Linked DNA regions of Mus musculus: region 1 is linked to region 2. Evidence: chromatin loops called from intact Hi-C (ENCODE). Cell type or tissue: left cerebral cortex. All regions are shown on one strand. Links, peaks and the distances in the headings refer to the core of each region. The heading gives the core; the rest is flanking DNA.

Evidence for each region. Hi-C counts contacts between places; a loop is a spot of excess contacts. Peaks named below come from ENCODE experiments on the same cell type or tissue, not always from the same donor. Only the 100,000 strongest peaks of a DNase experiment are listed, where the experiment ranks them.
Region 1: it touches region 2 in a loop (2.1-fold over the local background); 4 of 42 quality-filtered maps call a loop at or near these places.

What each region holds. Positions count from the first base shown.
Region 1 is chr13:9,436,456-9,452,550 of GRCm38, forward strand. The region is part of intron 1 of Dip2c (disco interacting protein 2 homolog C); the gene reads left to right. Among named protein-coding and RNA genes, the nearest start is that of Dip2c, 170 kb to the left of the region's middle. In left cerebral cortex, for the core only: no CTCF peak of the experiment used is centred there; a DNase peak (open chromatin) is centred at 8,926.
Region 2 is chr13:9,268,672-9,284,766 of GRCm38, forward strand. Dip2c (disco interacting protein 2 homolog C) reads left to right here and starts at 7,854. Exons shown (of 37, transcript NM_001081426.2): 1 at 7,854-8,395. The coding sequence starts at 8,311. It also overlaps the pseudogene Gm46391. In left cerebral cortex, for the core only: a CTCF peak has its summit at 8,029; DNase peaks (open chromatin) are centred at 7,280, 7,862, 8,043, 8,666 and 3 more places; H3K4me3 peaks cover 2,877 bases; H3K27ac peaks cover 1,383 bases.

The DNA of each region.
Region 1 (16,095 bases), core at 6,156-11,155, 170 kb after region 2:
TAATGGCTCTGAGGTCATGGAGCAGTCTCCACTTTCCTGACTTTTTCTTAATTACAAAAATTGGAGTATTCCAAGGTGAGGTAGAGGGTTCAATATGGCCTAATTTTAATTGTTCCTCTACCAGTTGAATCACAGCTTCTAGTTTTTCAGAGGATAGGTGCCATTGAGGAACCCACACTGGGTCCCCTGTTTTCCATGGTATGGGTCGTGCTGCCCCAATGGCCGCTAAGGAAAACCCAGACCCTGTCTGTCTTGGTTTCCATTAGGTGAGATGGGCTCTATCCTTCCCTGTTCTTGATGTCCTAACCCTTTTCCTTCTTTATAACCCATCTTTGCCATGATATTTTTTGCTTTAGCTGAATACCCTCCTGATGGGGCGTTTTCATTGGACAAAATAAGGCCCAAATGCTGCATAATATCCCTTCCCCAGAGGTTAACCGGGAGTGGGAGCACATAAGGTATGAATTTCCCTTGCTGCCCTTCAGAGGATTCCCACGTCAAGGCAATGGAGCTTATAGTGGGACATGATTGATATCCTAGGCCCTGTAATGAATGAGATGACTCTGTGGTGGGCCATGCTTTGGGCCACCAATGTGTAGAGATTATACTTTTATCTGCTCCGGTATCAAGGATGCCTTCAAACTCTTTTCCATTAATCTTAAGGCGGAGCTTAGGTCTATCATTTAAAGATACAACCAAATAGGCAGAATCATTTCCTGAGGAGCCCATTTTCTTTATCTCAGGTCCTGCAGATTTCTCCCTGGTATTATCAGGGAGGAGCAGCAGCTGAGCTATCCTATCTCCTTTACTAATAGAAAAAACGCCCTTAGGGCTTGAGCACAGGACCTGTATTTCAGGGGAATGTTGACAATCCATAACTCCAGGGTGGACTACTAAGCCCTGCAAGGTGAGTGAACCTCGGCCGAGAATAAGGCCCATGGTTCCCGGGGGCAAGGATGGTATAGGCTCCACCGGCACCGGCTGAATACTCATTTGAGGCATTAGTAGGAAGTCGGAGGCGGCACGCAGGTCCACCCTTGTGGGTCTTCCTGGGTCGCCTCTCTGACTGCTTCCTGGGTCCTGACAAACCGGTTCCCATATCTTTGAGGGCCCTGGGACCGAGGGCCCGATGACCCGTTTTTTGGCACATCAGTTGATTGACTATCAGGTGGGGGAAGGACTCTGCCCTTTATATCCCTCACAGAGCGACACTGGTCAGCTCTATGATAACCCTTGCCACACTTAGAGCAAAGAGTGAGAGTCCCTCCCTGTTTATCTGGAGCTCTGCAATCTTTCTTAAAATGCCCAGGCTTTCCGCAATTAAAACATGTCCTCTGATCATTTCCGCTCATGGAGCGGTTCTGAGATTGGAGGATGGCGGCCGCTAAGCCTGCATTGGTGAGAGGTCCCCCAAGCTCCCGACAGACCCTGAGCCAGTCTTGTAAGCCTTTGTTCTTTCTTGGGGCTATGGCCGCTCGGCACTCCTTTGTGGCTTGCTCGTAGATTAGCTGTTCTATGAGAGGCGCAGCTTGCTCTGACTCTCCAAAAATACGCTCTGCTGCCTCTGTCATTCTGGCCACAAAATCTGAGAAGGATTCCTGAGGTCCCTGGATTATCTTTGTTAACTGCCCAGTGGTTTCACCTGCTCGAGAGAGCGCCTTCCAGGCCCTAATAGCCGTGGAAGAAATCTGGGCATAAGCTCCCCAATGGTAGTTTGTCTGATCAGCAGAATAAGCTCCCTGACCCGTTAACAAGTCAAAAGTCCAATCTCTCTGCTCTGGAGTCAAAGCAGCTGCGTTTGCTCGGGCCTGCGCTTGTGCAGCTTCATGCCAAAGCGCTCTCCATTCCATATATTTGCCCATACTAGGGAGAGCGGCTTTTACAACCGTTTGCCAGTCGGCAGGAGTTAGTGCCATGCCAGCGAGCCTGTCTAACTGCACCAAGGTAAAATTAGCATTGGTTCCGTATTTACGAACCGACTCGGCAATTTCCTTAATTTGTAAGTATTCTACCGGAGCGTGGACACGCCCACCCTCGGCTCCTTCAAAGACCGGAAATGCCTGTTGTATTTTCCTTTGTTCCTCTCTGGGAATGAATGAGTCTGCGCACTGCCTCTCTGCGCACTGCCTCTCTGCGCATTGCTGACGCACTACGCAGGGCGGGGACTCCGCATAGGGCGGACCTTGAAGCCGACTGCCCTGAGGCCAATCAGCAAACTGGCCTTCGCCAGCCGCTTTTGGCTTTTTTCTTGACCAATTAGCTGGCTGGTAATGGGCTGCTTCTTCCTCCCAGTCTGTTTCCTCAGAGGAGGATTCTTCACCTGCTTCAGAGCTACTAAGAGCTGGCTCCCTGAGCTCATCTAGTGACGAGTATCTCCTAGAGACCTCCGCTAATTGATCTTTCTTCTTTTCCCTTTTTCCTCTTTTTCTTCTAATCTCTCTCCAGGTATTCCTACCTAACCTTAACTTTTCCTCGGGTTCAAGACCCTTGGAAAGGCCTGTATACTTATTTTGTGTACCATATTTCCTCTTTGTTCCTACTCTCTCTCCCCGCTTTACTTCTGATAGCTTGTCCTGAATTTCCTCTAGAATTTTCAGCCCTATCTTAATCACTTGATAACATGTGAAAAGGAACAAAAGGGCTCCTAACACCAGAAAAAATTCAAGGCCAAACATATTCCACTTTACTTCTGATAGACTGTCTTGAATTTCGTTAGAAAGTTCAAGATCGGGCTTACCTCGTAAAGCTGTACTCACTGGTACTCTCGTTCCCCAGCTGAAAAGTTCTGAATTCATACAGTTGAATCCTTCTTAACAGTCTGCTTTACGGGAACCTTTATCACCGTCGTTCCCCAGCTGATGAGTTCTGAATTCGGCAGTTGAATCCTTCTCAACAGTCTGTGTTACGGGAACCTTTATCACCGTCGTTCCCCAGCTGATGAGTTCTGAATTCGGCAGTTGAATCCTTCTCAACAGTCTGTGTTACGGGAACCTTTATAAACGTGATCCGCAGTTCTGGTTCTGAAATGAAGTATCCCTCCTGCGCCAGTCCCGAGTTTTTTTCTCGTCCCGGAATTCGGCACCAATTGTTATTAGACGCGTTCTCACGACCGGCCAGGAAGAACACCACAGACCAGAATCTTCTGCGGCAAAGCTTTATTTCTTACATCTTCAGGAGCAAGCGTGTAAGAAGCAAGAGAGCAAGAAGCAAGAGAGCGAAAAAACGAAACCCCGTCCCTCTTAAGGAGCATTCTCCTTCGCCTCGGACGTGTCACTCCCTGATTGGCTGCAGCCCATCGGCCGAGTTGACGTCACGGGGAAGGCAGAGCACAAGTAGTCATAAGATACCCTTGGCACATGCGCAGATTATTTGTTTACCACTTAGAACACAGGATGTCAGCGCCATCTTGTAACGGCGAATGTGGGGGCGGCTCCCAACAGTAAGAAAGTTCAAAGAAAACATTGGCATACTCATCCTTTACTTTAGAAAACAATACTGTCATTTTCAAAAGTGATTTGTTATTGTAGGAATGGGTATTTACAATCCAAACTATGGTGTTTAAACTTGTATAATAATTACACTACGTGCTGCCAACTTTCAGGTCTCAATAGTCTTAGTATTTCTGTCCCTAAATATGTTTGTTATTGTAAACAAAATTGTGCATGCATGCTGTGGTATACATATGGAGGCTAGAGGACAACTTAATACAGTTGGTTTTCTTTGTCCACTGTTACATCTGTCCCAGAGATTGAAATCAAGTCACTGGGTTCATGTTGTAAGTACTTTGGCCTGCTGAGTTATCTTGATGTCTTCAGAATTTATTATTTTAAAGTGAACAAAATATAATTTTCTACTGTGGTACATGTTTTATAGGTGTAACTCACAGAATGACTTTTTCTGACATTCAGTAATTTTGTAAGAATACATAGGGTTCCATAGATCCCCTAAGTAGAAAACCACTTTTGTAAACCAGTGCTGAGATGTCCACCCTTTCTAGTCCACCATCAGAGTTGTTGCTGGGAAGGTGGTTGGAAATATTACATTTCTCCTTTTTGACAGACCAGGATATTGTATACTTTGAATAAACCTTGAGTAATGCTAATCTGATTAAGGCCACTTACTGGAAAATTTCTATTAGATATGGCTTGGAACCCTCTAATGATGCTCAATAGTGAAGGTTCACTTGCGTGTAGTTGTATTTTAAGACAGCAGCCCACAGAAATCAGCCATTAGCCTAATTGGAGCTTTCAGATACCATGGGAGTAAAAGATCTTTACTACCTGGCAAATGATCTCTGCTTTAAACGATTTTTCAAGTTAGAGTTCTCTAAGACCACCCTCAGATTCAGTAATTTACTTGAATGCAGACTAGCAAAGTTGTTTAAATCCTGTTTGTAATTGATTTCAATGAATGGGTATTAAAACATCAAGGGGAGACAGGAGCTGGGGTGGGAGAGTACCAGGTATAACTTCTGCTGTCTTGCCTGTGGGACAATACTCCTTCTAGCAATTGTATATATTAGCACACATGAACTACTGTTAAACAAACTCACGTGAGCCTTGAGATCCTCAGTTTTTACTGGGACTATTTATGTTCACAAGTTGGCTACCCATGTGGACATCCTTTATTTCTATTCCTTTTAGTAGATAAAGATCATTCTGCATGGCTTGAGGCTCATACAGTAACCACACAACTATCATGAATCATGTGGTATAGCCTAGAGACATATCCATCAGCCAGAGCACTCTAAAGACTCAGCAATTAGCTTCTTAAAAGGCTGAAGAGAGTGTCACACTTAACCTTTCTCAGGCCAGGTTAATATTTTATAGCACACATTGTTTTTTCAATTTCCTGTAAAAAATGCAAGAAAATAGCTTCTCAGTCTTGAAAGAGGATAACAAATGCGTAAGTCTCTCATTTTAATCATCTAAAAATTAAATTCCAAGCTTTGGCAATTCAAACTGTATAGTGCTTCTATAGGAACCTACATGGGCTGTAATTGAAAGTCTAGAAATTAGCTCATGTGATGTTTTGTTTTGTTGTTATTGTTTTTTTTCTCTTTCTCTCTCTCTCTCTCTCTCTCTCTCTCTCTCTCTCTCTCTCTCTCTCTCTCTCTCTCCCTTCCTTCCTTTCTTTCTTTCTTTCTTTCTTTCTTTCTTTCTTTCTTTCTTTCTTTCTTTCTTTCTTTCTTTCAGTGTGGTTGACTATTGGGGACAGAAATACTAAGACTATTGAGACCTGAAGGGATGGCACAGCAGGTAGAGTAATTATTATGCAAGTTTGAACACCATAGTTTGGATCTTAAATACCCAAGTAAGTGCCAGACTGCCATAGCAGCTTCCCTGTAATCTGCTTGTGGGAGATGGAGACAGGAATCCTGGATTAAGCTGTCTAGCCTAGGCCCTGGGTCCAAGTGAGGGTTAAGGAAGAAACTGGATGTTGGTTTCTTACTGCCACACTTATGCTCACACAGTTGCATGCGTGCATGCATACCACAGACATGAAAAAAATGCACCAAGACTATTGGGTGGAAAAGGGACAGGTCAGCTATTAACACCTCTAAATAGCCAGTAGACAAGAAGAGATTTCTGCTCTATACCCTATAGCTCAAAATGGATCAAAGGAGGGCTGAAGCATTGGCTCAGTGATTAAGGGTATTTGTTGCTTTTGCAGAGTACCTGGGTTCAGTTTCTAGCACCCACATGGTGATTAACAACAACTCCAATCCCAGGGAATCTGGAGATTAGGGTGGGAGGCTGAGCTTCAAACACTCTAACATGATATCTTAGGGTTAGTATTGCTGTAATGAAACAGTATGACCAAAGCAACCTGGGAAGGAAAGAGTGTATTTATCTTAAACATCTGTGTCACTGTTCACTATTAAATTGGGCAGGAACCTGGAAGCAGGAACGGATACAGAGGCTATGAAGGGGTGCTGCTTATTATTGTCATGCTCCCCAAGGCTTACTCAGCCTGCTTTCTTCTAGAACCCATGATCGTGTGCCCAGGGTGAGGAGGGGGGCTGTGTCCACAATGGGCTTGGCCCTTACACATCAGTCACTAAGACAATGTCCTAGAGCCTACAATCTGATCTTACTGAGGCATTCTCTCAGTTGATGTTCTTTCCTCTCTAGTGACTCTAGTGTGACTCAGGTTGATATAAAATTAGCCAGTGCATATGAAAACACATTTTCTTAAATGTAACATCTAATAGACAATAAAAAACCAAAAGAAAAATCGATTAAACAGACAAATTACAAAAATAAACACTTTTATCTTAAAAGAATATAAGACACTATTTGGAAATTATGTATATGATACAGGCCTCATATTTGGGTTATATAAGCAACTCTTATGGCTAAAAACAGTTGAAAGGTGAAGTGACATTTTGTGGTTTTGATATGCATTCTGAGATGATAAATTACAGACCACCTTTGTGTGTGTGTATGTTAGGCATCTCTATATCTTTAAATACTACTCAAAATCTTTTGTTCACTTTTCTTAATACTTCTTGTTCTGGGAGCATTTCATACACATATACAATGTATTTTGGTCAGATCTACTCCTTTCTACCTGAACTCATCTCCCCAACTAATGACCACCATATTTCCCCTCTCAACTTCTCCCTCTCCCCAAGTCACATCTGAAACCTGTATGAAAGGTGTGGGCAGCCTTTCAGTGGCCATACTTGCAAAGGAAAGAGAACCCTTCTGCCTCCCAGCGCCATCAACTCATAGTAGCTCCTCAGCTAGGGCTGGAGCCCTGTGAACATCCCCCGCCCCCTGGGTTGGAATTTTAATAGGCTTGATGTTCTGCATGTTTTTGCTGGCAGCCACAGCTACTATGAATCCTGGCGTGCAATGACCATGTCCTATCCAGAAGATGGCATTTTACAGTGCTCCTCCCTGTTCTGTGGCACTTAAGGACTTGTGTTTTCTTTTCAGTTTTTCAAGCCCGAGTTTCTCTGTGTAGCCCTGGCTGTTTTGGAACTCACTCTGTAGATCAGCCTGACCTTGAACTCAAAAAGATTCACCTGCTTCTGCCTCCTGAGTGCTGGGAGTCATGGACCACCACCACTCAGCTAACAATCCTTTAATCTTTTTCTTTTTTCTTTGAAATGTGCTTTCTCTATGTAGCCCTGGCTTTTCTTTATAGACGAGGTTGACCTTGAATTCACAAGAGACCCACCTATCTCTGCCTCCTGAGTGTTGGGATTAAAAGTGTGCACTACCACTGTCCAGCTAAAATTGATTATTAATGTGTTTTTAATTGTAATGGAGCTATGTCAGTTTTATCCCCTCATTCCTCTAGTTCCTTCCTATGACCTTCATTCAGACCCTGCCAGGCTATGCTCCCCTCTCTCAAGTAGATAACCTCTTTTTCTTTGATAATTGCTATATATGTGTGTGTGTGTGTGTGCGTGTGTATGTGTGTATGTGTGTATGTGTGTATGTATATGTATATATATATGTGTGTTTATATGTATACATATGTATGTGTGTGTATATATGTATGTATTCATGTGTACATATAAGTACACCCACATATAAGTACAACCCACTGAGTCCGATTTTGTTGGGGCTGATCACTCTGCTTTGGACAATCAGTAATGGGACTCATCCATGGGAAAGGCCGGTTCTTCTCCCAGCTATCATTAGCTGCCTTTAGTTACTTATCTAGAGTTGGGACACCCAGAAGTTTTCCTCTTTCATATTAATGTGCCCATTGATACTGCTTTGGTTTTGATCTTGTTTATGCAGCCATTTCTAGGAGAGACTTCCTGGTATTCTGGCCCACATTTTTGAATACTTTCCAAGATGTTTCCTGAGCATTATTGACCGCCCTCCTTCTTGCCCAGTTGGAACCCTGTCCCTGTCATTCCATTTCCCTGTTTCTCATCACCTGTCTCACTCCTTTTCTCCAGACTCCCCAAACCCTCTTCTATTCTCTTTATAATTTCATGGTTTCTTTGGATACTTTTTGTTGTATGCTCAAATCTTAGGATTTGGAGTTAGGAATCACAGATGAGAGAGACCATGGAGAATCCTCAAAAAAACAAACAAGCAAGCAAAAGAAACCTAAAATGCATTACCCTACCTGGCTATACCACTCCTTGCCATATTCTCTAAGAGACTTGGCATCCTGTTTCAGACATTTGTTCAGCCCTATTTATAATAGCCAGGAAATAGAAGCAAACTAAATGTCCTTCAACAGGTGAATGCATAATGAAAATGTAGTACATATACATAATAGAATATTATTCAGTTGTAAAGAAGGAAGTTTGCAGGTAAATGGATAGAAGTAGAAAAGATTATATTGAATGAGGTAACCCAGACTCCCAAAGAGAAAGTGCAGGTTTCCTCTCACCTGTGGCTCTTAGTCTTTCTGCTCCTTCTCCCAAGATGTTTCTTGAGCCTTGAGGGTGGAGTTAGTATAAATGTTGATATTCAGTCATTTATTCTCAGGACTTTGACTTGTTATAAGTCTGCATGAACACTCCTCACTGCAAGAAGTTTCTTTAACAAAGGTTAAGAGCAGCACAAATCTATGTGAATAAACAGAAATATTTAGAAAGAAGTTTGGTGACATAACCATTTAGTGCAATAGTAGGTTCCTTCTAGGCTATGCCCAATTTTTAAGAATTTTTTTCTGACTGCCTCTCAGTGCTGTGGATTAAACCTAATACCTCACACATGGTAGGTGAGGTGCTGCCCCACTGAGCTATGTCACATTCCTACTGCTTTGTAGAATCTTAAATTCTACAAATCTAATCTAACATGTGTTTGAGCATATTAGACAATATCACACAGTCACAGTTCATAAAACTGTGTGGGAAAAACTGACCGAAATGTGAGCTGAGTGTCCTACAAAATCAAATTTCTCCTACCCAGATGGTCTTTGTGTATTGTAGTATGAAGTGCTGTCCTGTTGCATTTGCCTCATCTCCATGGCAACCTTAGTGTAGCACATTTTGTCACTTGGTGCTTTTCTTCAGGCTTCTCACAAAGCTACTTATTTATCTGTGTGGTGTGTATATTGTATATTCCCTCCATGGAAATAAGTACTAGAACCTGTCCAGTTATTCACATAGAACAGACCCTAAGGAAGCCACTGTATGGGCAGGAGGCAGGAAACATGGCTCCACAGAATCTTGGAACGGAGAGAGATTTATTTATAACTGATTAATGGGAGCAAACTCTTTTGGAAGTCCGATTGTGTCCACAATGTCACAGGTGGATCTACACAGCCAGTTCACTTTCCTGCTAACTCTGTGTTAGCATAGCCATCAACATTATCACTTGGTGTTTATCAGGCATGATAAAAATAGCTCATATCTTTTGTCCTTTGCTTGACAAAAATATCTCTGTTGGCTAAGGCTAGTTGTTCAGGGCTCTAATTTTATGGAACAAAGATGCTTTTTTATGTGGTCAGCATAAAAGTTAGGGAGATAGTGAAGTGCTTGCCATGAAAGCATGATGCCCGAGTTCAATCCTCAAAACTGAGGAACAAAGACAAACAGGTGTGTGGTGGTATATGCACTTACAGTCTGTGCTGTGAAGGCGGAAACAGGTGGATCCTTAGGGGTCATTGACCACTCTGGCTAGTTAATCAGTAAGTTTCAGGCCAATGAGAGAGGCTATTTCAAGAGACGAGGTGAACAGCAACTGAGGAACAATGCCTGAGTTTGACCACTGAGTTCTACGTGCACCAGCTCCCATGTACACACAGACACTCAATCATGGAGTCCCTTTGCTAAGGTCAGAGTAACAGCACCCTTACCCCAGTTAGTCCTTGGTGCTATTTGCCTAATTATGGAATTACAATCATCTTTTTCTTTTCTTTTCTTTTCTTTTCTTTTCTTTTCTTTTCTTTTCTTTTTTAATTTGGGAATAGTTAATTCATGATCCCTGAAATGCTTGTCTCTTAGAAGTTGTATATTTTGGGAGGTTTAAAGTATAAAACTTGAGGAAATAGCTTAGTTTCTTCACATTGCATATCTGCATGAGGAGAGATAGGTCAGGTATCTGTGGAGGAATATACTCTAGGCCCTGAGTTTTCTTAGAATTCTAGAAATGTGCCTCAATTCAATCACTTGATAATGTAGTACAGGAGATGAAGTCCTTTGCCTCTTGTCACATTGATTAGAGGTGGCAGCTGTGGAATTTGAACACAGGCCAGCTATGGCTCTGGATAGTCTCAGCAGTATCTGGCTTGGACACAGTGTTGATCCTGTAGAGAGGCAGCAGAGAGGGCCAGGGTCTAAATGCAACCTTGTTACGCACTTGGTCCTTATGTGCTGATAGAGGCAACAGATCAACCTGGTGAGAAGACCCTGAAGAATAGAGATTCCAAAAAGAGTGTTGGCAAGGTGTAAGAGTACCGCAAGTGCTCCTGGATTTAATAAGGCCCTTTATATCTTAGACCAGTGTCAGGGAGGAGCTGAATATGTCCTGCATGAAGCAAGCCTGAGTGCCGGTAGCGCTCATGTGAGCTGCTAAGGAGTTTCCAGACTCACCAAACACAAATACTGTGACCTAGATCCAGGCACTATTCATACAGTTTATTAAGTCCATTAACACCTAAAAGACTTTTTTTTCCCTGTATCTTACAAACTGTAGTGGTGTTTATCTTTCATCATGAAAGTAAATATATTTGAAAGCAAGTATATCTTTTAGGCTCCAAGAAATTGAAGATAGGGTAGTGCCTGTTAGTAGCTTACTTTATAATTTTTTTTTTTTGTGATAAAGTGTAAATAACCATTTGAGGTATACAGTTTGGTGGCACTAGCTATGCCTTGTTATTGTGCAGCCAACACCACCATCTCTAGAACATTTTTTTTTTTTTCTTTTCTCAGAAGCCAGGAGTTACCAATGCTTGTCTTCTACCTCAGTCAAAGCCTTCACTCTGTAAAGGGGAAGACACAGGAAACCCACCATGCTATTGTTAAATCCCAGGTGGAATTTGCCTTCTTCAGGACAAAAGTGTTGGTTACTAACTCAAATGGAGAATGGGTTTTGTGTTTTCACACACATTACTGATTTCAAAAGGCACAATAGGTTTGTAACTGTTAATACAATTACAGCGTGGTGGTATTTGCTTCTTACCTTACTTTGTCAACATTCTGGATTACAGTAGTAGTAGTTGTATAGACATTAATTCTTGGTTTTTGCTAAATGCTAGTCCTGGAGAGACAGTGTTAAAACCAGCAGACAAGGCTCCCATGAGAAGGGCTCTTGACATCTTAGTTTTTTATTTTATTTTTTATTGTTTTGTACTTCTTTAACATATTTGTTGTAGTGCTTAGTATATAGGGTTTTATACTTTATTTTAGAGTGTAATTAGCTTGAAATCATTTGGTTTTGTAAATCACAGATCTGCCTCATTCCACAAACCAATTTCAAAAACTGATTTTCAAGTGTTATTTCACTAAAAAAAACCAGCTCTTCCAGTGTAAATGTAATTTTTGTAAGAATTAGTTTTAGCGGTTGGAATGTAGCTCAGCTGGTAGAGTAAATTTGTTCAGCATCAACTCAGCCTTGGATGTTGTCACAATCACCACATGAAGCCAATATGGTTGGATAATTCCAGGACATGGGAAGTGTAGTAAAGGGAATCAGAAGTTCAAGGTCAGCTTGGGTATTTGAGAGGTTATTTTGTTGTTGTTGTTGGTGGTGGTGTGTTTTGTTTTGTTTTGTTTTGTTTTGTTTTGTTTTTTGAGACAGGGTTTCTCTGTGTAGCCCTGGCTGGCCTGGAACTCACTTTGTAGACCAGGCTGGCCTCGAACTCAGAAATCCACCTGCCTCTGCCTCCCGAGTGCTGGGATTAAAGTCGTGCGCCACCATGCCTGACTGAGAGATTATTTTAAAAAAGGATTTAAAAAATGATTTATCATCAGCAAACTTTTATTTGGATGTTTTTATTAGGGAATGGAGAGGAAGAACAGGCTATATCGAACTGCTGGCTAGAAGGACTTGAAAATAGAACGCCTGATCGATAGTAATTTTATTTTATTTTATTTTTTGATGGGATGGTTAGGTGTGTTTTTGATACTTTTTTTCCTTTTTATGCAACCTATCTTACCCTAGCTTTGAGCTTGCTATGTAACCCAGGCTGTGAATTCATGATCATCCTGCCTAACTAGGAGTACAGGTGTGTGTCACTGTACTCAATGGAATAACAAATTCTTAATAAATACTATTTAGAATTGTGAAGTTTAAAAAAGGTTATTTTTAAGTACAGGTGAAATCATTATTAAAATGATAAAATACAACAATTAAATAGTTAATGTAATTAATCTGTGGCTTTCTATTCTACTTGATAAGAAATGCTATAAGAGTTCAGTACAAAAGGACATTCAGAGACCGTACAACTCACTAACAATCACTGTATCTCAGAGATGCAGGTTTTGCATGTATAATTAGAAGTTTTTATAATATACATTTCAAAGTCTTCATATTGATGTAGTATTTTGATAGTATTAATGACTACGAAATCTTACAAAGTTTAGTCCTTTCTGGATAATATTAAAGTTTGTAAGATTGTTTTGTTAGAGGTTGTCCTCTTTCCCCCAAAATAAAAAATGAAACAAAACAAATAAACCATGAGTCACAGCAGGGTGGCTATATTGACTTTGGATTTGAGAGAAGAGGAAGGCCTGATGATTTCAGCTTCAAGAGCCCCAAGTCATTGTCTTTCCGTTGGCTCCTATGTTGGGTTGCTGTAAGAAAATCTAGAGTCATAGCCCTTAATTAATGATGAAAGTTCAGGAAACATTTTCTATCTCTAGAAATACAGACTAGAAACAGAAAGAACAGGAAAATTGAGAGTAAGCACAATCCTGAGGTAGACCTTCCCCATCACATGGGAGACCGTTACAGTTGTATCCAGAGCAGCAGACTTACGACTGCCTTTGTGTGACTTAGCTTTGCTCAGCATCATCTCCAGTGTTCTCTCACTTTCTTATAGCTAGGCAAAACAAGAAACCTGCCTGTAGTGGGAATGATATTGTTTCCTGGGATGTCATGAGCCATTTGATAAGCTGAGGGATGTGGGGTGCTCACAGCCAGACAGTCTAAATGCCTTTATTTTGTAGCTTCTTTGTGAATTAGAGAGCTGCTTTTGGGAAGCAAATATGCATGCATTGATGTGTTTTGTTTGAAATGGAGTCTCCTGCAGCCCAAGGTGGCCCAGAACTCTTGATCTATCTACCTTCACCTGTGGAATGCTAGTATTATGGGAGTGTGTCACTGTGCCTAGTTTATGATGCTGAGATTGAAACCTATCAGGACTTTGTGTATGTTAAGAGAGCACTTTACCAACCAGGTTACAGTGTAGCATGCATTAGTTAAGACTGAAAATTGATGCCAGGGTGTCAATTCTTATTTAATGAATGAGTGCTAAAAATCATTAAAAGGTCTTTTAAGAAGAGCAAATGCACTCGCCAGTATAGAGACTTTGTCTTCCTAAAGCAGGGCAATCTTCCCCAGAGTAGACAGAACCTACAGCTCCCTTTACATGGCTTTCCTGTTTGCAGCTGATATGGTCAGTCTCATCCCAAAAGGGCTTTTTCTCCCCTCGCTACTTGATTGTAGAAAATGAGACTTGACCTTCAACCTGGACAGACGCTTCTAGCTCTCCTTGTAGCTATTTCGTGAAAACGTGAACCCATCGTACTGTGTGCTAGGGATTTACTAGAAGTGGCCTTTTTGAGGTGGTGGTGTTTATCTTTTTATCACTACCAGACACGTGGTATTATCTTAGCATTTGCAATTCTTTCTGAGAAAAAGAATGCAAAAACTGAAGGATTAGCCAGTGCGTTTGAAAATGGTGTTTTTGAAAACACTTCAAGATAGAGGACAGAATCCAATGGTAACTCGAGAAAAAGGAATGGTTTAAGATAGTCACTTTCCCTGTTTGAATTTCACACTTTCTCTTTCCTGTCTGTGCAGAAGCCATTTGCTGGAGAGAAGGTTTAATCAAAACTGAGTCATAGGTTTGACTTCCAAAAATACCACAAGGCTGTCTTTCAGCACTCTTTCCTCATGTCTTCTACCTCTACAGTGTTCCAGGATTATAGTCACTGAATTCTAAATCCCATGGCTAGCTGCTGTGAATACTATGGCATTAAACTCTTTCTGACGTGTGTCTTGTCACGAGAGTGTGAACAAACCATTGGTAGCCTATGGTAAGATGTGTGAGGAGAAAATAAACAGATTTGCAAGGACACTCTTAAACCAATCACTACACAGTTCCAAAACCACCTGTTGGCCTCATTAAGGGATTCTATATGCATGGGGTTTCAGCATTTAATAAGTTAATGCCTTCAAAGATTTGAGCTTTAACGACCAGTTGGGAATTTTAGCTTGGAAAGAGCTCTTGTGTTACAGGTAAAGAGGTTGGCTGTCTTTAATATTTCTAGTCTTTTTGGCTCCAGTGTCCTAATGCTTTCCATAACTCTGTTTTAGCTTCTATCTGTTTTTAAGGAAGAATGATGTTCAACAAAAACTCAACTGGCTTATGCAGGCATCCTCAAACTCTATTTGCTTCTCCTGTCTCAGCCTCATGAGGGCTGGGATTAAGTCACACTTGTTTGGTGACCATGTTTTCTTTTCTTTTTTTGCAGCACACAATATAATTGCTTTATGACACGATTGATTCTCAAAATTGGGTCATTTTGAGTCTGTGTTTTGTATTTTATTATTTTAGAATTTCACTTGTTTTGGTCCAAAGTACCTCCTACTCCTTCCCTTCCCATTTCCCACATTCTCCTCTGCCATTTGAAAGTATAATTTTAGTGTAAGAATTTGAATATGCTTACTTTTACTTCATTTTTCCTCTGCTTAGCTATCATGAGATCTGCTCCATTTGTTCTAAGACTTTATTGAGGGACAGAGTCAACTCTGATCCTTCCTTAGATATGGACATTAAAATAACAAAATCAAGATTCAGAACTATCTATAAACTGTTAGGGGTGGATGGAGATATCTGACATAATATTCACGTCCCTGAATTCTACTATGTTTGATTCAAGATGACAGCCTTGAACTTACTATCTTTGCGTAGGTGATAATGGCTCTGTTCTTGCCAGTGAGTAGACACTGTGTTGGGCTTTGGGCTTCTGAAGCTTATGGCTGTTACTCATTACCACCATAATGTCTGAAGCTTCATTTGTATTAGTAGAATCTGAGTTTACCTTCTTATTTGTGATACAGTCAGACTTTAAAGCTGGCATTGGTACCCTGTTTACCCACCTCTCCAGCACATTGGTCAGCCTCGTATAAACTCAGAAGTTTTTCCCTGTCCCCTTTTTATTTTTCACTTGGCCTTAAGTTCTGATAAGAACAGCTGTTGTGAATTATGCACTCGATGACTCTTTTGTAAATAAAGCTGGGATCCTGAGTAGTGACAATTGTTTGTCCCTGGGAATCTGAAAAGCTATTTTGAATCAAGACCATAGCAAACACACAGGAACTAAGGTTTTTTTCTGATTGTTTGGTATTTGCTTAACACCTTTCAGTCTCTCATTACATGTCATATCTAATTCTTCAAGGAGAAGTGGGACTATGGGATAAAATACCACATGCACTAGCAAGTCAAAGCATATTTTGGGTTATTATTTAGCTGGGCAGAGGTATTCAGACTCAACTGAAAGTGCCATGTGACTTGAAGAGCTGGTGAGTTGGTTAACCAAATTTGGACAGAGCTATATTGTGTAACTGACATCAGTGGAGATTAAATAGCTTGGGGGTAGGGTGGGCTGGGGGAGAAGCAAGGAGGATAACAAGGAAACAAGCGCCCGTTAGATGTGAACCTGTACACTGGGACTTTGTTAGCCAAGATGCTGTGAACTTTCCCATTGCGATGAAAATCTTAAAAGATACAGCTTTTGAGGTTGAGTTCCCTTGGATTCTGTGAACTTGTTAATAGAAGTGACAGCTAGATTCTACAATCCTCCTGCTGGAGTCTTCTCAAGTACATTTTCCTTTTTAACTTCCTTGGGGATCTTCTCTTTTCCCCTATTATCCCCCTTCTTAGACTTTTGTAATCCTAAGCTGTATACAGAATTGTCAGTAAAACAGGCCATTTCGAGAAATA
Region 2 (16,095 bases), core at 5,707-10,706:
CTGAATCCAGTTTTGGTAATTTGTTAAGATATGGTTGAACTCTAAGCAAACCATGAGTTCCCAGGCACTGTTCTTCATGGAAATCGCAGTGTAGGAAGATCCTGCAATCACAAGGCATATGCCACCCTCCTCCATACGATGTATTACTTAAGTATCTGGAGAGCTCAAAAAACAATAGTTTACAACCAACTTTTCTCAAGAACCTTGCAGGGGGTGGGGGAGATGTCACACGCAGAGGAAAACACAAAAATGAATAAATTCTTTCTTACCTTTATAGAGATTGGAATCACCTCACATTGTGTGGTGGCTTAAATGAGCAATGTCCCTCAGAGGCTCTGGTATTGGAACACCTGGTCCCCAGCTGGTGGCCCTGTTTGGGGAGGAGGTAGGTGAAGCTTTGTAGGAGGAACTATGTCTTTAGGGGTGGGCTTTCTGCTGTGTAGCCTTGCCCACTAGTGGTTAGCTCTAGCTACTTTGTGTTTATGATTAGAGATGTGATCTTTCAGCCCCCTGTTCTGTTGCTCTGCCTGCTGTTTGCTGCCATGGATCTCTAGAACCATGCACCTCCCTCTAGAACCATAAACCAATTAAACTCTGTCTTCTATAAGCTGCCTTGGTTGTGGTATTTTTTCCACAGTAACAGCAATAAGACTTAAGAAGCCAGGGTGCAGTTCGAGATACCCTTCTGCAAGGGGAGCAGTTTCTCTGAGCCTTCATTTTCCTTTTTGTTAGTGATCTCATGAATAAATAAACCGCCCCTGGCTAGCTGCTACCTCTAACATACTCTGATTTAACAGGATCTTTTACTCCCTTATACCTCAGATTTGCTGAAATCACGAGTCCAGTTAAAGGTTAGGGAGTTCCCTCAACAAAATAGGTTTGAAACTTAACAAAAAAGAAAGAGAGAAAGAAAGAAACAAAGAAAAAAAGAGAGAGAAGAAAAGGAAAAAAATGGAGGCATAGTTCTTCTGCTAGATAGACAAATGATGACCAATTAGTGGCTAAGATATGGAAAGAAGTATTTTACAACTAGCAGGTATGATGATTAATTCATTATTTAATTAGATATTTGTAGCTGCCCCTTCATGGAAGTGTAAACACTGTATCGAGGATGTATCTGGGCAAAACTTCCGAGTAGCACGGATAGCTTGTAATAGTACATATCACTGTCTTTTCAGACAACGTCTCCCTTACCTTCTTGTTCCTGAGCTGGCCTCCTTGATGGGGAGGCTATTTTCCTTCCTTCCTTCTTCTTCTTCCTGGCTATTTAAATGGTCTGAACCATGTCTCCTGGCCTTCATTTTAGGGAGGCTGATTTCTTGGATAATGTAAATCGTTCTACTGTGTTAACAAATGCTGATGCATAGTGCTGTGATGACTTGGTGAGCCATGCGCTTATTACTACACCTAGTGACCTGAGCTCCATTCCTAGGATCGACCAACCAATCCTCACAGATCTGTCCTCTGATCTGCACACTGTAATGAATACTGACAATGCTGGGGATACAGCTCGGTTGATGGAGTGCTTGCTTAGCATTAATCGAGCCCCAGACCTTGGAAGGAGGATCAAGAGCTCCAGTCATCCTCAGGTAAACGGCTGATGGAGACTAGGTAGAGCTATAAAGACCTTGTCTCCAAAACAAATAAAAAGATGCTGAGAACTGGGATCCACTTCCTAAGTAAAACTCACAGGCCCTACGTCAGCTTCCTGAAGGCAAAGAGTCTGAAGAGAGAGGACTCTGGTCCCACATAGAAGTGTTGGGGCCTCTGGCAGAGTTTTTTGAGCCAGTAGACCCGTGAATCTTTTCCAGTTATCTTCACCAATACATCAGCTTGACTTGATCCACACTTGAGCCAGTCTTCTGTACACGTGTTTACGTGCATATCTAGTCCATACAAAAAGTCTGCATTCTGTGAGGTTGAACATGAGCAGAACTGGACATGATGACACAGACAGGCTTTCTTCCTTGTCCCAGAGCAGGACTGCTCCATGAGAAACAGTATGTTTCTTGTTCTGCCATTCAACCCAATGCTGGGATTGTAGATAAGTTAGCTGTCAGATAAGACACACCTATTAATTACAAATCCCAGAGAGAACAGATAGATAAAGAGGTGTGTAATTCCAGAGGTGACATTAGGCTTGGCTTCATGGAAGGAGTGTCATTTGTTTGGGGGAGAAATATTAGAAGACAGGGTTTTGTTATATTGGCCTCAAACCTTTGCTTGTTTCGAGACAAGGTCTTACTATGTAGCTTTGACTCCCCTGGAATTCACTGTGTAGAACAAACTAGCCTTGAATTCAGAGAGCTGCCTCCCTCTGCCTCCCAAGTGCTGGGATTTAAGATGTGAGCTCCCATGCTGGGATGGCTGCAGATATTTTAGTCAAAGAGTCTTCCTGCCTCAGCCTCTCAATAGCTGGAGATATAGATGCATAGTACTGTGCTGGGAGTCGCTGAATTAAATTTTGCACGTGCCTATGACACAGGTTGGAGACCTGATGGGAGAAGATGAAGGAAGATGTTAGTAAAACAGAGACACAAGTAGTTGGGGCTCCTCATGACCATGGAAAATTCTGCAGCTGAACATAGATGTACAGGAGAGAACATCAGATCTTTTTCTAAATGCCACAGTGAATGGGCTCCAGTCCCTACTCTGCCATCTGCAGCAAATCTCTGTCTCTCCTACCTTCTCTTTTTCCTCCCATTCCTACCCCCACTCTTCTCTCTACCTCTCAAACCAGGCCTGGTTTGAGCTGTATCCACAGGACAGAGAGGGAGGAAAAGATTTGTGAGAAAAATATCATGGGCAGAGGCTATTGGTCTCTGGAATGAGAAAGGGATATGTAAGAGAAAGGAATGTTATTATCAGAAATAACAAGCTGGGGTGAGAGCCAGTTGGTAAGATGAGTTTGGCTTTTGACATCATAGCTTTGAGGAAATGGTAGAATTTCCTGATAAAGTTAGGTATCGTGTTATTGAAAACATTGTTAAGAGCCAAGAGCACACACACCCCCTCTCCACTGTACTTTGTAGTCAAAGACCTGCTGAAGTGAAGACCTGTCAGCTCCAATTCTAGCTATCCAACCTACATATTTAATGGTAAATACAAGTTTTCTCTGAGATCAACATTCACAAACAAATCATGACCTATACATTTCTTAAAGGTGTGTGTGTGTGTGTGTGTGTGTGAGAGAGTGTGTGAGTGTGTGTGTGTGAGTGTGTGTGTGTGTGTGTGTGTGGTGTGTGTGTGTGTGTCTGTGTGTGTGTCTGTGTGTGTTGCTGGAAGTGAGTCCTCTCTTTCCACCATATAATCTCAAGAATCTGAGTCAGACTGTCAGGCTCGATGGCAAACACCTTTCCCTACTGAGTCATCTTTCCAGCCTGACCTGTGTAGTTCCTAAAAGGAGAATATATACCTTATCTTGACATCACCCTGTCTTAAATTTACTTGGTATCACTTTCTGTTTGGAATGTAAAATGAACCCAGGACTTTCTACTTTAGAGAGGAGGATATTTTAAAAAACATTTAATAAACATTTTTATTAATTCTTTGAGAATTTTATACAAGATTCTTTTTATCACTATTTGTTCCCAACACCTCTCAAATCCATCTCTACTCCCTTATTCCTCAACTCTTTTCTTTGTTGTTTTGTTGTGGTTTGTTTCTTTCTTTTTTAAAAATTGAGTTACCCATCAAGACCAAATTGTTCTGCCCATATTCTCATTGGCATGTGGCTATCCAATGGAGTATGGGTTAAACCACAGCTTCAAAGAAAATTTACCATCTTTTCCCCTGAAGCCATCAGGAGCCCATAGCTCCTCAGCTAAAGGTTGGACTTATTAAGACCTCTGTTTCCGTGCTAGGGTGATGGCTGGCTTATTCTTGACCTTGTCTTGGTGCAGACAACTATAGCTGCTGAACTTCATCTTATAACTTTAGGATTTTATTATTGTGTTCATCTATTTTAATTGAAAATAGATTTTTTCTTTTTTCTTTTTTTTTTTTTTTCTGGAGCAAGGTTTAAATAGACTTTATTGTTACAAAGGGGGACCCCACCAAGCAGAGCCAATACATGTGGTCCCAGTTGTCACCATGGAGACATCGAGAGGTCATGATTGCAGAAGAGGTGACTGGAATTGAATAACATGGTCCCAGGGAAGGCCAGCCAGGAATGCAGGAAATATGATCAAGGTGGGCTGGCAAGAGGGGTCTAGTCAAAGGATGAGGGAAGACAGCTCTCTTCACTCCTGCTTCTTGTAGCTCTCCAGGTATAACGGATCCAGCCAGTAGGCAGAAGACAACACATGAAGCAGTAAGTGAGACCAATGTTGATATCCAGGACTTTGAGCTGCTCCTGTGGTGGCTTTGAGTGGACCTGAGCTGCTGGCATCATGAGCCGACGGGCAGAGCCGGTCAGGCTCCTCAGCAGCAGTGGCCTCAGGACAGACATGACGGCACAGAATGACCAAAGACAAGGAAAATAGATTTTTTCATACAGTATATTCTTATCATGGTTTCCCCTCCCTCATTTCTTCCCAGATCCTCCCCACCTCCCCAGCCATTCAACTCCACACCTTCTTTCTCTTTCTTTACAAAATAACCAGGCAAACAAACAAATGGGGAAAAGAAAGGAAAAGCATGAGAAACACATACAGATTTACAGACACACATAGAAAACCCATAACAACACAAAATTGGAAACAATATATATGCAAAAGATAAAAAGTAAGGTTAAAAAAAAAAAAACCAAGTCCAGACAAAGCATTATGGGACAGTAATGGAGACTAGGGTTTCAGTCCTGGTTTTATTATATTTTACTTCCTTAAGGTTTTTCATCTATAACATGGAAAGTGGAATGAGATCTTTAGAGATTTCTTAATTAGTGGCTAGATTGATCATAATGAAAAGAATGGGGCCAAACATTGTGCCAGCAGTATCTACTGTATTTTAATATGTTCTTAAGTAAACACCAAACCAATGGACATACCTCACAGTATAGGACCCGGTATAGAACCAAAAGAACCGGCAGTCTGGAGCTCACAGTTTTCAAGTTTATCATTGCTAGTGGCTTATTTCTCTCCCACAGTTCTCTACCGAGAAGCAGATCTTCATAAGAGAGCAACACTTGTCAAATGAATGAGATTTCCAGAGGTTTGTTCCTGGTCTTCAAGGAGTCTACCCACAGGCTAAAGATTAAGACTAACTGAAGGTCAAATTGGATGAAATCAGAGTGATAGGAACATAGTAAGGGAGAAGAGAGCTGACGGGGAAAATTCTGAGCCAACAAGAGAATTCATAATCAAGATGAGATGGCTCAGCAAGTAAGAGTACTAACTGCTCTTCCACCTCTGGAAGACCCGGATTCCATTCCAAGTACTCACATGGCAGATCACAACTGTCTGTGACTTCAAATCCTGAAGATCTAACATGCTGACTTCTATACATAAAAATAAACATAAACAAGATGAAAACAATTAAGAAGATGGATGTTCCATTTGGGGGCTGGGGTGTACTCAGGTTTTAGAATGTTGGTTTAGCCCTGGGATTGGTTGCCAGCATTGCATAAACCAGGCAGCATGGTACATACCATCTTTGGTTACATAGTAAGTTGGAGGCCAGCCTTGAACACATGAGGTCCTGCCTCAGAAGACTGATGTACAATTAGCAAGGATGCTGAATATTAGTCATCCTTTCTTCAAGAACCTATGGGGGGTGGGCAGGTAAGACTAGGCTGAAGGTTGGAGCAGTTAGTGAGGGTCCCCTAGTTTAAAGCTAAGAAGTTCACTTGCGTTCCATAAGAAGATGTGCTGAAGCACTGTTGAAAGAAGTGTCTACAATTTCAGGGTCCCATTGCTGGGTACACCATCTCAATGGTCTTTAGAATATTCCAGGCAGGAAGAAGCATGGGGACTAGAAACAGTGTTTGCAGGCATGGGAAGGAAGCAGACCATCAGTGTTTTTGTGGGATACATTTGAGGGGACTGAGAAGCAAAAGTTGTGTGAAGATAAAGGAAGGTAGAGAAGCCAGGGTGACTTTAGCCTAGATAATTAGGAAAACACTAGTAGCTGATAAAAGCAGGTGGGTGATGGGTAAGACCCTAAGGCCGAAGGCACCGTACACATTATTCATAGGACATGGCAGAATCCATCAATGCTAATCAGTAAGTTTCTTCTTTGTTGGCTGTCTTGCTTGGTACTGGAAGGTGCTATGCAGGCTGTGGATGTGTGTGTTTAACAGTTTTAACCATCTATGAACCCTGCAATAATAACCTGAATGATATTAATACTATGTGTGAAGATCAAGGTCATATGCTTTCACAACTGCTGTCTGATTGGATTTCAGACCTGCCTCACAGGAGGAAACATATGCCTGGTACTGCAAATCTGGCTGGGGAGATCATAGGTAGGAGTGAACCTAACCTACTATTACTACTCCGCTAAAGGGACGAGGCATCAAACTGCCCTCTAAATTTGTATTTCTCTACCCACAGACTAGTGCAGACTTCCGACCTCATCAGAGGAATTTCTTTGTGTAGTGGTTGACACAGAAACTCACAACTGATCAAAGTGGAGAGAATAGATGTCAGTAGAGTGCTCAGTCACAAATAGGGCGTCTGTATCATAACCCCACACCCGAAGCTCAGAGACCATCACAGAAGACGGAGTAGAAAGATTGTAATAGTCAGAGGTTGAGGAAAACTGGGAACAAAACTGTCTTCTGGACACGACAATACCTCTGGACTCACAAACTCACAGAAGCTATGGTTGCCAGCACAGGATGAAGGCAGTTAACATTCTAGCATGCCATAGCAAAGGGCTAATGAGCTCCTATCCCTATGGCCAGTTGATGGCTTCTCGGGGAGGGAGAGTCAGTTTTTTATTATTTTTTTCCATAAGGATGTGCCTCCTGTGAGATCAGCCATCCTGAAATATTTGAGCAGAACAAATTGGAGTCCATAGGTTATTGAATAATAATAATAATAATAATAATAGACATAAAATTGGGATAGTAGAGAGGTGGGGATGACTCTGGGAGGAGCTAAGGGATACATTGTAGGAGATTCTCAAAGAGTTAATAAAATGCTTTAAGAAGCAGGTGGATGTTTAATGTTAGGAGATGCTGTTTTTACTTTGGTTTTGTGGTGTTTGGGGCTTCAGGGGCAGCTAGGTGAGATTACTCTGGAGACAGCTGGCCATGCGAGAATGCCCCCAAATAGTCAGACTCCGTATCAGCCATTCAGAATAGACATTGATACCATCACAGGCGATGACCAAAGGGAAAAAAATTCACAAGAGGTAGAAGAAAAGCAGGGGATGATATTGTAGGATGTGAGGGAGAAGACACTTGCTGAAGACTCCTTAGGCTGGACAGTGTGTGACAGACCCAACCTACCTTGATTTATTTCCACGGATGGGAAAAATGAAGTCTAGACAAAACATTGTGTGTTTCAAGGTCATATAGTAGTCTGTTCTAGATCCATGCTTTTAAACTTCAAACCTAGGACTCAATCTATGTCTCATGCTGTTTTGTTTTTTTTTTTTAATTATTTTTTCCTCTTAAAAGTATTTTAAAAAAATCAGCCCTCGATGATCCAGAACATTTGAAGTTTTAACAAGCAGGCTAGGGTGTGCTTCCGAATGCCTTCTTTATTTTTCTCCTTGAGTCTTGAGGAGCCTAACTAAGCCTCAGGGTTGGGAAGACCCCCTCCTAAGGCCAAATGCACCACTGTCCCACGAGCGCGCTCTCGAAGTACTCGCTGGAGGCCCCGCCCCCCTGAGCGCGCGCCGCCGTGGCACGTCCGCGCGCTCCCACCCTCCGCGCGCGCCTTCTTGTTGCCCGGTGCGCGCGCAGCGGCGCTCGCTCCCGCCGGGGCAGGGCGGCCGCGGAGCAGCTCGAGAGCCCTGTGGCCGTGACCGCGGGCGGGCCCGTGATCCGGTGCCGGCCGAGCGGGGCCGGAGCCCGCGGCTGGGGGAGGCGCGCAGAGAGCCGGGCGCGAGGCCACCGCCAGGGTCGGGGCCGCGCTGAGGAGGCTGAGGAGACTGACGAGGCACTGAGGAGGCGCTGAGGAGACGCTGAGGAGGCTGACGAGGCGCTGAGGAGACTGAGGAGGCGCTGAGGAGACTGACGAGGCTGAGGAGGCTAAGGAGAAAATCCCCGCGCGCCTGCCCGCCGCCGCCCGGCCTCCCGCTCCCGCCCGCCCGCCGCCGCCTCCTCAGTGCGGCTCCTCCGGGTTCGAGTGGCGGCCGCTGAGGAGCCCTCCGTCGGCGAACAAAGAGGAGGCCGGCAGGGCGGAGGCGTCTGCGGCGAGCATGGCGGACCGCAGCCTGGAAGGCATGGCTCTCCCGTTGGAGGTGAGGGCCCGGCTGGCCGAGCTGGAGCTGGAGCTGTCGGAAGGTAACAGCAACCCCCCTTAGCCCCGCGCCCGGGCCGGGCCGGGACACCGCTTCTCTGGAGCGCGCTCGGGGCCCCGCGGGCCGGGCCGTGCTGTCACTCCGGGGAGGGCGCGCGCCGGGCCTCGGGGTGGCGGGGCCCCGGCCCTGACCCTGGCCCGGGCCCCGTGTGGTGGCCCCGGGGAGGGTGCATGTGTGTGCATGTGCTTGTGTGCGCGCGTGCTTGTGTGTGTGTGTGTGTGTGTGTGTGTGTGTAGTGTGTGTGCGTGTGTATGTGTGTGTGTGCACGCGCGCGCGTGTGCGTGCCGCGGCCCCCGCCCTCCAGGCTCAACTGGCACGGTGCAGCCGCGATGCCCCCTGCGCGCTGCGGCTGGGCCCGGGGCTCCCGGCTACGAAGCAAGATGGAGCAACCTTTAGGGCTGCGGGGGAAATGGCCTTGGTGGGGATGTGCGCTCTTCCCTAATGGAGAGGCGCTGCGTCCTTGATGCAGCTGCAGTACCACCACCACCACCACCACCACCACCACCACCATCATCACCACCACCACATGCACCAGCAGCACCACCAGCACCAGCACAGCACATGCTTCCACGCTCCCTGCTTGGGGACGGCCTCTGAATGGCCTGATTTTAATGCGAAACTTGTCAGTGGACTTCGGGATTGGATCCCCCTGAGGCTGCAGGCACACGGTCCTGTCAGCGGGAGGAAGATAGTAGTACTATTGTTCCGGCGTGTTTGTGACGAGCTGGTTGAGTTAGAGCCCTAAAACCTCCCCCCTCAGGCCAGGTTGGATGCCTCCTTCCCATCGTGCCGGATAGAGACATTGAGACTTTGCGGCTGCTCTGCTGTGATTTCACGGAGTGTTATATACGCTTTCGTCTTTGCTCTTCATGGTGGACATCATGTGCTCAACTGTCATAAGTTTCAGCTTGGGTTTTGTAGGTTCTTTTTTCCTTTTTCCTCCACTAAAGTTCCAAAATGTGTCTAGTAATAAATATTTAGCGGTCATCCCACTCATTGAGAAGACTACAGCTTAGTGGTGTGGAAATGGCCTGTCGTCTCTCTTGAGTTAATATTTGGAGCAGTTTAGCATGGTAAACTTTTTTTTTTTTTGGTAACGATTTGTGAGGGCCAGCAGCCAGAACGTAAATTCATTCGTGCCAGTTTTCATCATGGGGAGGAGCTGACGTTGACTTTACGTTTTCCCTTTTAACACTTGCAGGGTGGAGAGTAAACCAGGTGGCTGTAAGTGTTGCTTCTGTTATCAGATTCTCATAGATTAGACATTTTCTTTATCCCGAATTTGGGGTTCTCCAAGGTGTTTTGGAAGCAGTCCCTGGGAAGCTCCAATGGAGGAAAAGATAATGTGTCCCAGACTGTGCTTCCTGCCTCAGTTCTGACCATCTAGAGATAAGAGAGAGCATCACCCTTCCACAGGCAGAAAGGGCAGGGCTGAATTCTTTAGATTTAAACTGGAAGATGAGGTATGCAGTGTGGACAGTGTATTTCTAGTAAGTAACTATAAAGAAACATTTGTGTTTTGTTAGACTTGAGATAGACTGTCTTCTTCAGCTTACCAGCGCTGTTTTATCGTCTGCATCCTGTATTGAAAGCACCCCTTCCCATTCATGTTCTCACTCAAAGCAAGCACCTCTGCTATCTGCACTATGTTAATGTGATGTGTCTCTGCCCACCCATACTTGAAAAGTGAGAAGCCATCTGAACCTGCATTGAGCCCTTTCCGCAGGGTCTGAATCTCCCTGCCTACTAGGAAGTCAATTCACATTTACTCTCAAAGCCTCACATAATGCCTGGAGCCACATATCCTGCTCTCCTCTTGTTGAGAGTAGCTGTCTGTTTTGTTTTTAGGTAACAGCGGTCACCTGTCATGATCGATCACTCTTGAAGAGTGAGTGTTGCCCAGAGAAGTATGGAAAACCACTTTAGATGAGGTGTACTTAGCTTAACTCCCTGTGAGCACCTTGTGTCTGTATAGAACTTAGAGGACTCAATGAGTTTCTTGGTGAATGGGTGGGCTTAGAGAAGTGTGTACATATATTTGTATTCAGGAAGTCCTTTTCTATTTTCTTTTTCTATATGAGCTATGTTGAGACCTGACCTAAACTTTTAAGAATTACAAAAAGAATAGAATAGAAAAGAAAAGAAAAGAAAAGAAGAAAAGAAAAAAAAAAGCCTTTTGTCACTGTGTTCAGCTTCTGCTACTCCTTGGAACCTGCTCTTCTCCCAGCCCCCACCTCCCATCTATGTATTAGCTGTGCTACCTTTGACTTTATTATAAAGTGTGGCTTTGTCATTGTTGAGTTTTGATTGTGATTTACAAAAAACCATTTGAAATTCCATGTCTTGTAACCAAGGGGATTGTTTTCCTGGAAGAGATGAATCAATTTGTTTTCTAGTATTGCTGCTATTCTAGTATAGAAACCTAGGAGGTGAAGATCAAGAATCTCTGGGTCTCTTTACCTTGCCTAACTGGGAGAAAAAAATCCCAACATACCCAGTTTCAAAGTGAAAACTTAGGATGACTTTTACTGTCAAATTATTGCAGTGTACTGCTTCCCAGTATATTGTCCACCAAAATCTATATGGAAAGAGTTAAGTTCCTTGTCTGTACATGCCTTTAATCCCCGTGCTCAGGAGACAAGCAGTTCTCTGAATTCTAGGCCAGCCTGGTCTTTGTAGCAGGTTCCAGGCCAGCCAGAGCTACATAGTGAGACTCTGTCTCAAAAAAGAAACAAACAGAAGAGTTGGTTATTTTATTTATTCAACTATCAGAATATCAGAAAGTGTTACAGGAAAATCTGTGGAATTTCCAGGGCTCATTTTCTAAGAGGAGAATAAAAGAAAATTCCATTTTAATGACATACATTGAAAAAAAAATGACCAGACTATTAAAGTTTTTATATCAGCTACCAGCCTAAATGAGTTGTAGATTACCTAGATTTCTATACATTGGTTCACTTTGGGTCTGTACCATCTACTGGGGTGCTGTTATATATACTGATGCTATTTTTATTTGATCAAGTTATTGTTTGTTTGATAAGGATTTGTCCATTGGTAACTTGGCTGCAGGTTTTTTGTTTGTTTTAACCTTCCTGCTTTATTGTGCCTTTGCTCTTTCTCTAGCCTCTGTCACTGCCCAGTGCTTCCTTCACTGAGAAAAGCTAGGCTTTGTTTGCCATTATAGAGTCTTGTCAGTAAAACCCAAGAGGTTTTTGCAGGAGGTGTAGTGTGCAGCTTCTTATATTGATTCAGACAGCCCTGGGCCTACATGTGTGAATATATTCACTGGTGTGGGGCCAGGATCTTGGATCTGTTTAGACACTTGAGTCTGGACATGAGCTGGGGAAAAAGCCATTCCTGAGCTGGCTTCTACAGTATGCCTGGCAGGGCTGTGGTGGGGCCTTTCTCATACTCTTTTTCTTAGATAATTTTTCTTCTTTAAAACCAACAAGCAAACACAACAGTAACAAACAACAACAATGACAACAGAACCCACTATTCATGCCTTTTGGAATTATACATTTTGGGTTTTGGGGATTTTTGTTTGTTTGGTTGGTTTTTTTTTTTGGCTTTGAAGGATCTAGACACAATTTCATTAATATGTGATTAAACATTATCTGGCTTGAGGAAAAAAGTTTATACAGGAATGCCAAAAGAATTAGAGGAGGAAACAGAAAAATGGTATAAAAACAGACTGATGCTTTATTAAAGAAAAGAAATCATTGCTTGCCAACCGTTTTGGGTAAGATCAGATATAAAAAAATGATCTAGCTTAGTTCCTGACTGTTGTGTCAGTAGGTTTCTTTGTTAGCTGGTCAGTTGTTCCTGGGCTGGGCCTGTACTTCATTGGCCTTGTTAGAGCTAGAGCAGAAGCCTCTTCCTATGCTTTCCTTTTAGCTCGTTTGACACAGGGTCTCATAAAGTGAGAGTCCCTGGATGTGAATTTCCTAGGCAATTAAGGAGGACCTTGAATTTCCAACCTTCCTGTTGCTGAGATCGCATGCATTTAGCACCATGCTCAGCTTATGTGTTGCTAAAGATTGAAACATGGGGCTTCATGTTATTAGGCAAATATCTCACCAACAGACTAACATCCCTAACCTATGTAATATACATTGAAATGAGATGGCATCTCACTATATTGCTCTGGCTGGTTGTTCTTGAATGGTTTTTAGCCATTCTGTCTTAGTGTCTCCATTAGCTAGGATTGTAGATGTACACTCCTATGCCTGGTTAGGGTTATTTTTACAAAAGTCAAGAACAGTGCCTTGTAATGTAGCCTGCAAGGGGTATCTAGCTTTTGCAGAGGGGAAATTAAAAGAAAAAAAATGCTGTACTTAAACGTCATTGCTTTTAAATTGTTAGCATGTCTCATCCCTAATATCTTTGTAACTTCCTCTAATGGGAGTTGCTTAGTTTTTGCTTTGCGTTATTAACTAATGTACCAGATTATTCCAGCTATTACTTATGCTCCCAAAGAGTCTGATTTAGCTTTTTTTTTTTTTTTTTTTTTTTTTTCAGTATATTAAAGTGCTCCAGGAAAATGGTGAAAAGTCTACTTGAATGTCAGGTCATTCTGTATTGGTCAAAGAATCAATACTGTTTTGTTTTTAATGCACTCAAGCAGTCCCATGTAACTAGCCCACTGCTGTCACAAAAGAGTGGACTCTTAAAGCAGTGGCCATCTAAGGGTTTGGGAACAACACAATGAACAACACAACAGACGTTTCATTCAAGGACTAGGTTTTGCCCCTTGCCCTTCTCCTCAGTCCCTGAGCCTTGCTTAGGTGTTCTGTTGCTACAGAATGAGTAAGATACAGTTCTGCACAGCTTCTGTGCTGTGGCCACATTTGGGAGTCTGGAAGGGAGATTTGGTATCTTGATTGCCATCCAAACTTTGCATATCTTCTTTTCATTGTAAGGAAACAAAGCAAAACAATTGTGCTGGAAAACAAATGTGCAGAAGCATGTTTTCTTCCAGAGTCATCTCTGTCTGTCTGTCTGTCTGTCTGTCTGTCTATCCACATATACATACATAAATATGAACATAAAATCATTAGGAGGACTGTTTGCAGGGAGAGAAATGAGATCAATGATAGGGATACAAAGGACATGGTAGAGCATGGATAGTGAATAAAGGGGTATAAAGGATACATATGTATGAAAGTGTCATATAAAACCTACTATTTTGTACACTTAACATGAATAAAAAATATGTAATGTTGATTTTAGTGTACAGTTTAAGATTCTTCACAGGGAAATAAATAATTGGATTTGAATGTTCTTTCCTTAATGAATAATTCTAGATGTCAAATTCAGCTTCTCTTTCTCTCTCTCTCTACCCCCTCCTCTCCCCCCCTCCACCACATTTGTAAGGTTGTTTCAGGTACTAGTAACATATTTGCAGTGCCACTGTCACACTCCTTAGATCTGACTTTATGAGGTGAAAGCTTAACAGTGTGTCTGTTTTGTTTCAAATGGGACTCTTATGGATGCTGTTGGATGTTATGAGTCACATTTTGCCTTCCTCCTCCTAGCCTTTTCCAAATGGGTTACCTCTTTATTTAGAACTGATTTTTAAAAAAATAAAGCAGTGATTTATGGAATGAGTTGTAGCATTCTTTTGAATTGCAAAGGAATGTATTGAATAATCTTAGTTTTGATGTCACATATAACAACTGACTCACCTGTTCAAATCCTAGTTATATTATAAGATCATTTCTATCATGTTAAAAAAAAAGCACCTTAAAAAGGAAACTTCTGGTTGCATAGGCAAAATTACTGACTTACATGTGCACATTGATAGGTATTCTGGAGAGGAGGGCATTTCTTTCTTTTTTGTTTTTCAGTAACAGATAATATCTTTTGTTTGGTTCTTTTTTTTTTTTTTTTTTCTTTCTGTTCCTTTTTCCCTTTCTGTATTCTACTTTCAAGATATCTGACTTTAATTTTCCTTCTTTTGGGGTGTGTGTGTGCGCGCGCGCGTATGATACAAAGGTTACCCCCTGTTGTCAGTGTTCTCTGTTCTTTTATGCTGAGGGTCAAAATCTTGTCACATCTCAAAAGAAGTAATTGCATCCATTTGTTCCTGATGATGATAAATAGCGCTCTTAAAGAGGAGACTCTAATTGGGAATCCCAGCTGGTGCGTGTGGGGCGGGTGGCACATCGAGAAGTCAGCATGCCAGAGGAATGACTATTTAAAGTCATCCTAGCATACATATTCTGTATATCCTTTTGCTTCCTCAGCATCCAGTAGGGGAAGAAAGTAAGGAAATGCTGTGATCCTGAATTGTAAAACTGAGTTGAAATTACAGTAATTTGTGTGTGTGTGAGTGTGCGCACGTGTGCGCAAGCGTGTGCTCTTGTAAGGGTTGCAATTTTGTTTCATTGTTGGATATCTTGGGTGTTAACATGAGCTGTGTTATGAACTATGAATTGAGATAGTTTTTTTCCCCTCTGAAATGCTTTGGTTAATAGATATTAGATCAAACGAAGAAAGGAAAGAAGGATGAAGGAAATATATCTTGCTAAGTATGGAGGAATTTTTTTCATTGATGTGGACTGAAAAGATATTTTTTCTTCTGGGTTGATGACTTTATAAATCATTACTTGATTATTAGTTTGGGAAATGGTTTCTGTGAAAATTCTTTCTTCTGAACGACTGGAGACTATGGGACAGACCTGAACCCACTCTATTAGTACCAGAGAGGGAGATTCTTATTTATGTGTTCCACGGATCTTTATTTTTTAAAAGACCAAATTCTTTGGTTAGTCCATTACATATTTGTGGCCTTACTTATTTGAGATGTAATGGAACACTAAAATTATAAACTGAAACTTTTCTATGTAAACTTAGCATTTTCCTCATTGCAGCCATGGGAGATGTACAGTCAATTAATTGTTCAAGTTTCAACCTTAGGCTACTTTGTTGTTTGATTTTTAGTCATTAGGCTGGTATTTCAGTTTAGCTGATCATTTGTTGTTTTTATTTGGTTGAGTTTTTTTGTGTTTTGTCCCTTTCCTTCTGTAAAATAAATGTATGTATTTGGTTGATCATTTCACAAGGTTTAAAGCTAGTCTCTTTAATAGGAGGGAATTGTATCTAGTTTTATGATTGTCAATTTGGGAGGATGGTGGCAACCTGGCCTCTTTCCTGAGAAAAGGTCCAGCCGCAATGACACATGGGTATTTCCCTTTGGGTTGACTAGTGTTGCAGAATCAGAGCTGAAAGTCAAAAGTCAGTCCTGCTCTTTCTGGGGTCCTGATCATATTGTGGGATGGAATAGAAGGAAACATGACTCTTTGTCTTCAAGGACAGTGTTCCCAGCTCCTGCTAACCATTCACGTGTTGGTGGGGTGATTCAGAGACAGCCGAAGAATCAGAGCTGCTTTATTCATATCAGCCTCAGGTTGAACCTTCTGTTGAGGAGGATGTGTGGTGTGTTCATGCACTGACTTCTCCTCTAGGTATTACTATATAGAGAATAGCTAGCCCACTGATGAGCAGTTTGTAAAACAAAACTTTGGAGACTTGGAAGGTGCACCCACCCCAACCTTTCCTCGGTTTGGTCTATCTAAATCATTCATTGCACGCAGCCTGTCTTTACTCTCAGATCAGGGTGGATCTGTCCCTGGATTTTTCTTGGCTTATAATGGAACTACATTTGTTGACTGTCACTCC